Regions from separate parts of the Homo sapiens genome. Here region 2 is linked to region 1. The links are chromatin loops, found by intact Hi-C in ENCODE. Cell type or tissue: tibial artery. All regions are shown on one strand. Links, peaks and the distances in the headings refer to the core of each region. The heading gives the core; the rest is flanking DNA. Region 1 overlaps LOC124900218 (a long non-coding RNA gene). Region 2 has its middle 870 kb from the start of TFAP2A-AS2.

Region 1 (5,384 bases), core at 286-5,285:
TGTGAACTAGAGCTAGAGCTTTATAATTCTACTTTTTATAAAGTCATCCCATCATTGCCTCTGCTTAGAGGTCTAACAATTCTTTGCCCATAGGAGTCCCCTAAAATATAACAACTAGATGATAAGTGAGTAAATAATTTGAAACACCCTGGCCAAGTGTATTAGTCCATTCTCACACTGCTATAAAGAACTACCTGAGACTGGGTAATTTATTAAAAAAAGGTTTAATTGACTTACACTTCTGCACACTATATAGGCTTCTGCTTTTGGGGAGGCCTCAGGAAACTTACCATCATAGCAGAAGGTGAAGAGGAAGCAAGCACATCTTCACTTGGCTGGCGGGAGGGGTGGGTGAGGTAAAACACACTGTCTTTTTTTTTTTTTTTTTTTTTTGAGATGGAGTCTTGCTCTGTCGCCCAGGCTGGAGTACAGTGGCGTGATCTCAGCTCACTGCACGCTCTGCCTCCCAGGTTCTTGCCATCCATTCTCCTGTCTCAGCCTCCCAAGTAGCTGGGACTACAGGCACCCACCACCATGCCCAGCTAATTTTTTGTATTTTTAGTAGAGATGGGGTTTCACCATGTTAGCCAGGATGGTCTCAATCTCCTGACCTTGTGATTTGCCTGCCTCTGCCTCCCAAGGTGCTGGGATTACAGGTGTGAGCCACTGTGCCTGGCCAGTACAACACACTTTCAACCAACAGAGCTCAGGAGGGCTCTATTACAGCACAGTGAGGAGGATGGTGCTAAACCATGAGGAACCACCCCCGTGATTCAGTAACCTCCTACCAGGCCCCTCCTCCAATACTGGGGATCACAACTTGACAGGAGATTTGGGTGGGGACACAGAGTCCCAGACTATATTATTCCACCTGGCCCCTTCAAAATATCATGTCCTTCTCACATTTCTTTTTTTTGGGGGGGGTAGGGGGCAGGGAGACAGAGTCTCACTCTGTCACCAGGCTGGAGTGCAGTGGTGCGATCTCAGCTCGCTGCAACCTCCGCCTCCCAGGTTCAAGTGATTCTCCTGCCTCAGCCTCCCGGGTAGCTGGGACTACAGGTGCACGCCACCATGCTCAGCTAATTGTTGTATTTTTGGTAGACACGGGGTTCACCATGTTGGCCAGGATGATCTCAATCTCCTGACCTCATCATCCTGCCGCCTCGGCCTCCCAAAGTGCTGGGATTACAGGCATGAGCCACCACACCTGGCCCCTTCTCACATTTCAAAACACAATTATGCCTTTCCAACAGTCCCCCCAAATCTTAACTCATTCCAGCATTAACTCAAAAGTCCAAGTCCAAAATCTCATCTGAGACAAGGCAAGTCCCTTCTACCTATGAGCCTGTAAATTAAAAAACAAATTAGTTATTTCTAAGATACAATGGGGGTACAGGAATTGAGTAAATGCTCCCATTCCAAAAGGGAGAAATTGGCTGAAACAAAGCGGCTACACATCCCACGGAAGGCTGAAACTCAGCAGGGTGATTATTAAATCTTGAAGCTCCAAAACAGTCTCCTTTGACTCCATGATTACATCCAGGCAACACTGATGCAAGGGATGGGCTCCTAAAGTCTTGGGCAGCTCAGCCCCTGTGGTGGTTCTGCATGGCTCCAGCTCCCATGGTTGCTCTCAAAAGCTGGCATTGAGTGCCTGCAACTTTCCCAGGCATGTGGTGCAAGCGGCCAGTGAATCTACCTTTCTGGGGTCTGGAGGATGGTAGCCTTCCTCTCCAAGCTCCACTAGGCAGCGCCCCAGTGGGGAGTCTGTGTGGGGTTCCAACCCCACATTTCCCCTTAGCGCTGCCCTAGTAGAAGTTCTCTATAAGGGCTCCACCCCTGTAGCAGACTTCTGCCTGGACATCCAGGCATTTCCACACATCCTCTGAAATCTAGACAGAGGCTCCCAAGCCTCAACTGTTGCCCTCTGCACACCTACAGGCTTAATACACATGGAAGCTGCCAAGGCTTGGGGCTCGCATCCTCCGAAGCAATGGCCTGAGCTGTACCTTGGTCCCTTTTAGCCATGGCTAGAGTTGGAGTGGCTGCGATGCAGGGTGCCATGTCCCAAGGCTGCACAGAGCAGCAGGGCCCTGGGCCTGGCCCAGGAAACCATTCTTCCCTCCTAGGTTTCCAGGACTGTGATGGGCAGGGCTGCTGCGAAGGTCACTCAAATGCCGTGGAGTCATTTTCCCAATTGTCTTGGCTATTATCATTCGGCTCCTCTTATGCAAACTTCTGCAGCTGGCTTGAATTCCTCCCCAGAAAATGGGTTTTTCTTTTCTGCCACAGGGTCAGGCTGTCAATTTTCCAAACTTTTATGCTCTACTTCCCTTTTAAATATAACTTCCAGTTTCAGACCATTTCTCTGTTTATGCAGGTGAGCGTAGGTTTTTGTAGCAGCCAGGCCACATCTTAATGCTTTGCTGCTTAGAAATTTCTTCTGTGCCAGATACCCTAAATCGTCTCTCTCAAGTTTGAAGTTCCACAGATCACTAGAGCAGGAGAGCAGTGCCACTAGTCTCTTTGCTAAAGCATAGCAAGAGTGATCTTTACCCCAGTTCCCAATAAGTTCCTCATCTCCATCTGAGACCTCCTCAGTCTGGACTTCACTATCCATATCACTATGAGCATTTTGGTCACAACCATTCAACAAGTCTCTAGGAAGTTCTAAACTTTCCCTAATCCCCCTGTCTTTTTCTGAGCCCTTCTGTTCCAACCTCTGCCCATTACCTAGTTCCAAAGCTGCTTCCACATTTTCAGGTATCTTTATAGCAATGCCCCAATTCTCTGGTACCAATTTTCTGTATTAGTTTGTTCTCACACTGCTATAAATACTACCTGAGACTGGATAATTTATTTTAAAAAGAGGTTTAATTGGCTCACAGCTCTGCAGGCTGCACAGGCTTCTGCTTCTGGGGAGGCCTCAGGAAACCTACAATTATGGCAGAAGGTAAAGGGAAAGCAAGCACATCTTCACATGGCAGCAAGAGAGGGAGGGGAGGTGCTACACACCTTCAAACAACCAGATCTTGTGGGAGCTCTATCACAAGAAGAGCAAGGGGGATGGTGCTAAACCATTAGGGACTGACCCCCATGATTCAATAACCCCCCACCATCTCCCTCCTCCAACACTAGGGATCACAACTTGGCAGGACCAAGATTGCACAAAGAGGACTACAGGAATATTACTCAAAGATGGCAGAGGGGCTCCACATTTTCTTTTCCAAGTCTTGATTCACTTATGCAGAGTACATTTATATTAAATAATTGGTTGTCTTCAAGAAAATGCAAGTGTCCTGGCACATGCCAAGTGTTCCCTAAAGACACCTGTGATGATAATGTGACGATAAAGCCCTCAAGGACCTGGCTGGATAGAGAACACCTGGAACTCACCACACTGTGGCCTCTTTAGAGCAGGGTAGAGTGTATGTTGTTGTTATGCTTGTTGTTTAAAGAACAAGCCCTGGATGATAAAACATTTTTTTAAAAAGTGGTCAGTTGTGATGACTATTAGTTTCCTGGAGATGGATAGTCATGGTGGGCCCAGAGGGAGGAAGGGGCGGTTAGGAAGATTACAGTAGATTTGCTGATATTCGGATGTATTTCTTGCTTGATCAGAATAGAGAGAGAGGCTGAAAATATGGACAGCAGGAATTTCCAAACACGTCCTAGGATGCAGTCATGTGTTTAATTTCTCAAAGTCACATGGCAGCTGGAAGAGGATGTGGGAGGGTGGAGCAGGGAAGCTGATGAAAAAAGAGGGAAGCACACCATCTGCAATGCAAACTGGTAAACCCTGGAAGCCCATTGGGAGATTCTGCCTGCAGCGGGATCAACTGGAGGGTAGAGCACGTGCTGGCCTTTTCCCACTTCCACTCTTCTCTCCCAATTCCAACATGATGACATCAGGAACAGCCAGTGATACCAGTGTCAGAAAGACTAAGATTCAGAGGTAGAACTGGCCCTCACTTGTAGTTTGAGAAAGTGACTTTTCCTGCCTCTGTTTCCCTGCTAGTAATACTGGGTGCTAGCCTCGCTGAATTGTTCATTCACTGCTATCTGTTTTGTTCCCCTTGTCCACTTTGTCAGGAGCACTGGAACGGGATTACCTCCGAGGTCGGCTGGGATCTCACGCATGGAGGATACAAGCATGTAATTCCCTTCTGAAAGCCATAGTATTACAACAATTCTAGTTTGTATGTTTCAGTTATTAAGAGGCTGCTTAATAATATCACCACACAAACGGAAATATTGAAATGAATCTGACTAAAGCTTTTTATACTAATGGCAAATTCTATTTTTGGCTGTATTTCAATAAGGATACTTGTTTTCTAGTTATCTGAAAGACGGAAAAACAATCATGTTTTACTGACTGGAAATTTATTTATGTGACTTACAAAAAATCAAGACCTGATTTTAAGACATTGTTTTTACTAAGTTTAAAGTTTTGAAAGCATTATGCTCTGGAAAACAAAGGACCACTAAAGGAGATCTGGTATGTTTTGAAAGCAAAGAACTACAACATCAGGTGCCCTATAGGACCAAAACCTAGGTATCATTTTTGCATAATGTGTGTGTATACATATATACACACACCTAGGTATCATTTATATATACACACACACACACACACACCCCTAAGTATCATTTTTGCATAATGTGTGTGTGTGTGTGTATATATATATAAAAATTGCTATAGCGTATTTTTCCAAAAGAACCTACAGTTCGGGGGTGGGGGGGTTGTTTTGTTCCATATAGAAAATTGTATTTGTCTTTATAGCACAGACAAATGAGATAAAGGTTGTGCTATATCTTACATTTTAAGCTGAAAAATGAAGGGCAGTCAGAAACAAAGGCAGAAACACGTCCCAGGTCTCTTAACTTTTACTCCAGGACTCTCTGTACTAATTTTTGGACTGTCCATCCATTTCTCTGGTGAACCTAGCAATCTTTTTGTTGAACACAATTATTTCTCTGCATAAAGTTGCTTATTTAGAATCATAGACTATTAAACCTAAAGGGAATGAAGAGAGTCTCATTGTAGGAGTATGCTGTTTACCTACAGAGGAAGGAGCAGAGGCTCATACAGGTAAAAGGCTTTCTCTTTGTCAAATAGTCCATCAGCCATATCGCCCTACAAGAGCCTCGATTTTGTTATCGCAAGCCTTTCTCTTAGAAGGTTGGCCACCACAATGCCATTGTTTGTATCAAAAGAGCCAGTGCATTTTTCCAAAGGGCCTAACTTTCCCCCACTGAAAATCCAGCTGGTAAAATAAAATTTAAAATTGGTTAATAGGCCGGGTGCAGTGGCTCACACCTGTAATCCCAGCACTTTGGGAGGCCAAGGTGGGCGGATCACTTGAGGGCAGAAGTTTGAGACC
Region 2 (5,384 bases), core at 92-5,091, 560 kb before region 1:
TAAAGTGATGAGAGGTGGGATTTTAATGTGCAAGCTTGATTAAAATAATAAGTTTCATCATTGCTACTTTGTTTTGATAATTTAAGTGCAAGTGAAAAACAGCAGAAGGTATTGTTTCTTTGGAAGGAGCTCTCATGACTCAATGCTTTAAATGCTCTCTGACTCCTTGAAGTTTTCCCTTTGTGACAATTTATCACTCTGTAACAGGCAAAGCATTTTTTGAGTTTTTGCAACAGCCCTCAGACAGAAACTTACCCCTATTCCTGTTAAAAAATGTTTGCTGTTGAATATTGTAATTCTCACGTATATCTTTTTCATGTCCACTAATGCCTGAGTTTGCTTTTAGGTATGCTTCTCCAGGGATAATTTTATTAAAATGAACTTATATGAAGTGTTATGTCATTATTTGCTACTCATTTGAGTCAATCATTCCTTTCAACCACAGATTTTATTGAGTGCCAACAAGGTGACTTGCTGTGACCCCAGTGCTGGATACAATAACAGCCAACATTTATTGAACATTTATTATGTGGCAGGCATTGTTCTGACAGTTTTATGTGAATTACCTCATTCATTCTTTCCAAGAACTCTATGAGGTAGACAGTATTATCCCATTTTACAGGTGAGGAAACAGTTGCAAAGGGAGGTTGAATTATTTGTTCCAGGTCACTCAGCTAGCAAGTAGTAGATCTGAGATTTAAACATGGACAAGCTGGCTTTAGAGAATATACTTCTAGCTAGTAAGTGATTTTGCCTCTTCTAAAAAGTAAATCTATTTTATGTCATCAATATCAAAAAACAAAAGTAGGCATGGTAGATTTTGCACCATAGTACATAATAATTTTAACAAGTGTGCCATTTTCATAGTTACAGTTTAGCAAAATTATTGAACCCATTGCTTCCCTTTAACCTTTTTTGAGTTCAATGTAGAAAAAAGATGGCATTGGAAATTAACGTTTAAAGGTCAGACTTGTGGGTCTTGACAATTACTAAGTTGTGGAGGTTTCAAAATGTGGAGGATGCGGAGTCAAGATATTCTAAGGAAAGAAACTGGCTGAGAGGTTTAGACAGCTGAGCAAATGCATCAGGGAAGCAGGCAGCCTCGAACCAGGCATAGTGAGGTTCTGGCATAGGGTCAAATGTTGAGTTTCAGTAACTCGTCACTTTTCTCAGTCCTTGCTTTCTACGTCCGTTCCTTTAGGATTCGGGTCTTGTTTCTGCTCCCAGTTCTTGCAGGGATTACTGTATGGTTGTTCAAGGGTCATTTACCTCATTTGTGTTACCTCATCTTATCCTCATAGTTTCAATGGTAAGAAGCAAAGATGATGTTCACTTTTCTGGAGTACACTGGCTTCAGAGGTATTATGAAACTTACCCAATATATCATCATTAAAAAAAGGCAGGACTTAGAGCACAGCCCTGTAACCTAGGACTCTGGACTATCTCTAGAAGGCCCATCTAATCATTCCATCTTTAAAGGAAAACATAAAACCTACCTTGGCACAGCTCCCTTCTTAACTCTGGACCTTGGACTGTCCTTCAGTGCTCAGATCTCATCTTCCCATGTTACTCTCAAGATTGAAATTAAATTGCCACACCCAATAACGCAACCCTATACCCTCCCTAATTGTCTAGATTAGAGGGGTCTCCTGTGTACACAGCCCCGTAGAATCCCATGCCTACTGCCATCATAACATTTATCAGAAGGCATTTTAATTAATTGTTCTTTTTTTTTTTTGAGACTGAGTCTCGCTCTGTCGCCTAGGCTGGAGTGCAATGATGTGATCTTGGCTCACTGCAACCTCAGCCTCCTGGGTTCAAGCGATTCTCCTGCCTGAGCCTCCCTGAGTAGCTGAGATCACATGCCTAGCTACCTTTTTTTTTTTTTGTATTTTTAGTAGAGACGGGATTTCACCGTGTTGGTCAGGCTGCTCTCGAACTCCTGACCTCAAGTGAACTGCCTGACTTGGCCTCCCAAAGTGCTGGGATTACAGGCGGGAGCCACCACGCCCGGCCAATTGTTCTTTTTTATGTGTCTTCATCCTGAACTATAGTTCTTTAAGGGCACAGATGATGACAATAATGATTTATTTTTTAATTTTATTTTTATTCCCAGTGCATAGTAGAGTTCCTGGCATAGAGAAGTCGCTCACTAAATATTTAGGGGGAAAGTCTATAATTTTAAGTTTGGCAATGACTCTCACAATATTATTATATTTGACCTTCAGCATATGATGAACAGCTCTCATTCCTCTTGAACTTGTTACTGGCAGTGGTATACAAGGTGGGGCAGTTCACAGCAGAATACACGAGAATGTTTGGCAAGATTGGTCCAAGCATCTGAGTTCCTCTAGATTGTTGAGAGACGGAGAACTAAAACAAATGTTTCAGTACTAGTGGGTTAAAATGATCCTCTTCAAATTGTGTGTAAAGTGCAATGCTGAGTCATGTAGTGTTAGTATTTGCAATTTTTTATAAGAATTCAGAAAAAAATACTTCATGCAGAGAAGTGTTTAAATTATTACTATAATGTCTCTATACATTTTCACCAAAAGCTGACAGCTTTAACATTCAAATAAAGTAATTGAAATACATAATAAATAAAATGAAATGTAGAGAGAGCATATTGCTATTGCCTAATAAAGAGTGTTGCGAATAAAAAGCAATATTATTTTTTTAAAGAAGGAAATAATGTAGACCCAGAGTTTAACGCAGTAGTAGAGATATGAAAATAACAGTAACTCCTGTTATTTAGTAAATAGTTAACACACACTTTTAAACTTAAAACTATTTACAATGTTTACTTGGTAGTTATTTAAAGCAAAAATAACCTAAAATAACTAGTAGTTATTTAAAATATATGAGAATTTAATATTGAAATCGAGTATTTTTATAGAAAACTTTTTGTTAGATTTTGCATATGATTGAAGGAAGAACTCTCCTCCAAACTCCCCCACCAAAAGTTTTTTTTGTGTTTCGTTTTTTGTTTTTTTGAGACAGAGTTTCGCTCTTGTTGCCCAGACTGGAGTGCAGTGGGGCGATCTCGGCTCACTGCAACCTCTGACTCCTGGGCTCAAGCCATTCTCTTGCCTCTGCCTCAGGAGTAGCTGGGACTACAGGCACCCACCACCAAAGCCCGGCTAATTTTTGTGTTACTAGTAGAGACGGGGCTTCACCATGTTCACCAGGCTGGTCTCAAACTCCTGACCTCAGGTGATATGCCCACTTTGGTCTCCCAAATACTGGGATTACAGGTGTGAGCCACCACACCCAGCCCGAAAGTTTATTATTGATAGGTATCTTGAAGAAAATCAGGACTAAAGCATTTTGATTTGGACCATCATCTTTCTGTGCAGTGTGTGCATAGCATTCTTTGTTACATTGTCTATCTGCTTGGTGTGCATGTGTGCTCACACATGTGCGTGTGAGTGTATGTGTGCATGTGTATGTGTGTGGGAGTATGTTTTTATTTGACAGTGAGTGCACTAAGAATTTCCTGTGGTGCCAGCACACAGCAAAAGGTGGTTGGAAATGATGAAAGATTTATTTGAAAGCAAACTCAGTCATTCATTAAGCTGTGCCCATTATAAATTATTCAGCCTCTCTGGACCTCAATGTCCCCATTTATAAAACGGGAAAATATAACAATTAGTACTAGTACATACAGAGTACCTGTAATACATAGTATACCATATAGACATAATAAATTATAGCTGTGGATATTATCATTGTTATTCTTATTCAGTTATATTTGGCTAATTGCTCAGCAATACTTGGGCTATACTCTTAGCCCTGCCTTTATTAATCCTAAATATTAAAGATTAGACTTGACACACTTTAGTTCCGAGACCTGTGACCTTCCACACTGCCTATATCATAGTCACCAACAATAATTATTTACTGGAATGGTTAGATAGTGCTTTGTGTTTGCAAATTGCTTTCCAGCATTTAAAACCCTTTAGTCTTACAGCAACCCTATGGTGTTGATGTCACCTTGACCATTTTGCTTATTAGGAAGTTAAGGCCTGGGAAAGTTAGAAAAAAAAAAAAACCTGCTATCATTTGGTCAGGGCTGGAGCAGGGATCAAACACAGGTTTGGGACTATAAAGCTCTACCCTTCCCATCATTCTCTATTTTGGTCTCTAAGCCAACAACAGGCTGGATACTATGTTGTGCAGACAGAATGTATTATTCAAAGTAGAATATATTGGTGGGGAATGGAGTGCTATTACTAATTATCCTGAGACAAGAAAAGCCAGTCAGGCAAAGCAGGATATAGGATCACACTGGTCAGAATATAAAAACAAGGCGTATCTTCAAACTCCAGCTTCCTTAGCAAATAACTTGGGAGTTAGAATATAACTACAAACACAAAAATTTAAGTAGCTTAGAAGATGCAGGTAAGTGATAGCAGTCATAGCTATCCAGACAAGAAAAATACATGCCTTAGGTAGAGGGATATGCTTTACTCATTTCTAAGATCCTCGTACTTGGTACAGTGCTTTGAACATAGTAGAAATTCATTAAATGTTTATTAAATTGAGTCAGACTTCTTTGAGTTGAAGTGTTCAGAGAAAATGAGGGGGGAGGGAATTATAGCTGAGGTTTATGCAAAGTCTTTTCCATTGGCTCATGGTGGCAATAAACTTGTGATTTATGTGACCTTCCCTAAATAAGTCACTAGTGTGATTCTTGAAATATTATTGTGCATTAAAGCTACAAAGCACAATGCATACTAAGCTATGATTAATCACATTGTGGGGAAGGATTGGGGACAGAAAAGGCAGAGATAAGGAAATTCATTTCCTGTTTAAGCAAGAAATATCTTTCAAAAAAATTTTGTTTTTTGAGACGAATCTCGCTCTGTTGCCCAGGCTGGAATGCAGTGGTGAGATCTCGGCTCACTGCAACCTCGCCTGCTGGGTTCAAGCAATTCTCCTGCTTCAGCCTCATGTGCAGCTGGGATTACAGGCATGTGCCACCAGGACCAGCTAATTTTTTTTTTTTGTATTTTTAATAGAGACAGGGTTTGCCATGTTGGCTAGGCTAGTCTCAAACTCCTGACTTCAGGAGATGTGGCCTTCTCAGCCTCCCAAAGTGCTAGGATTACAGGCATGAGCCACCATGCCTGGCTCCTTATAAATATTATTAACCTAAAAATAATTGGCTGATTTCATTAATCTTGGTAGAATAGGTTCTATGATTGACATAATAGGTTGCGTTCAATCTAAATGCCCCACACTGAATTCTTGAGTAAGCACAACTATAATGTTTTGAGGATGCTAATTCATATAAAGTCTTCCCTTTTATATACAACTCATTCCTGATGTCATCCCTAGGTAGTTACATCATGGTGTGCTCAATAATACAATACCGTTCTGTG

Evidence for each region. Hi-C counts contacts between places; a loop is a spot of excess contacts. Peaks named below come from ENCODE experiments on the same cell type or tissue, not always from the same donor. Only the 100,000 strongest peaks of a DNase experiment are listed, where the experiment ranks them.
Region 2: a loop joins it to region 1, with 4 times the contacts of the local background. A loop is called at or near these places in 3 of 110 quality-filtered maps.

What each region holds. Positions count from the first base shown.
Region 1 is chr6:10,091,633-10,097,016 of GRCh38, forward strand. LOC124900218 (a long non-coding RNA gene) reads right to left here. Exons shown (of 5, transcript XR_007059909.1): 5 at 3,785-5,384. It also overlaps the pseudogene OFCC1. Among named protein-coding and RNA genes, the nearest start is that of TFAP2A-AS2, 310 kb to the right of the region's middle. In tibial artery, for the core only: no CTCF peak of the experiment used is centred there; no DNase peak of the experiment used is centred there.
Region 2 is chr6:9,532,890-9,538,273 of GRCh38, forward strand. No RefSeq gene overlaps it. Among named protein-coding and RNA genes, the nearest start is that of TFAP2A-AS2, 870 kb to the right of the region's middle. In tibial artery, for the core only: no CTCF peak of the experiment used is centred there; no DNase peak of the experiment used is centred there.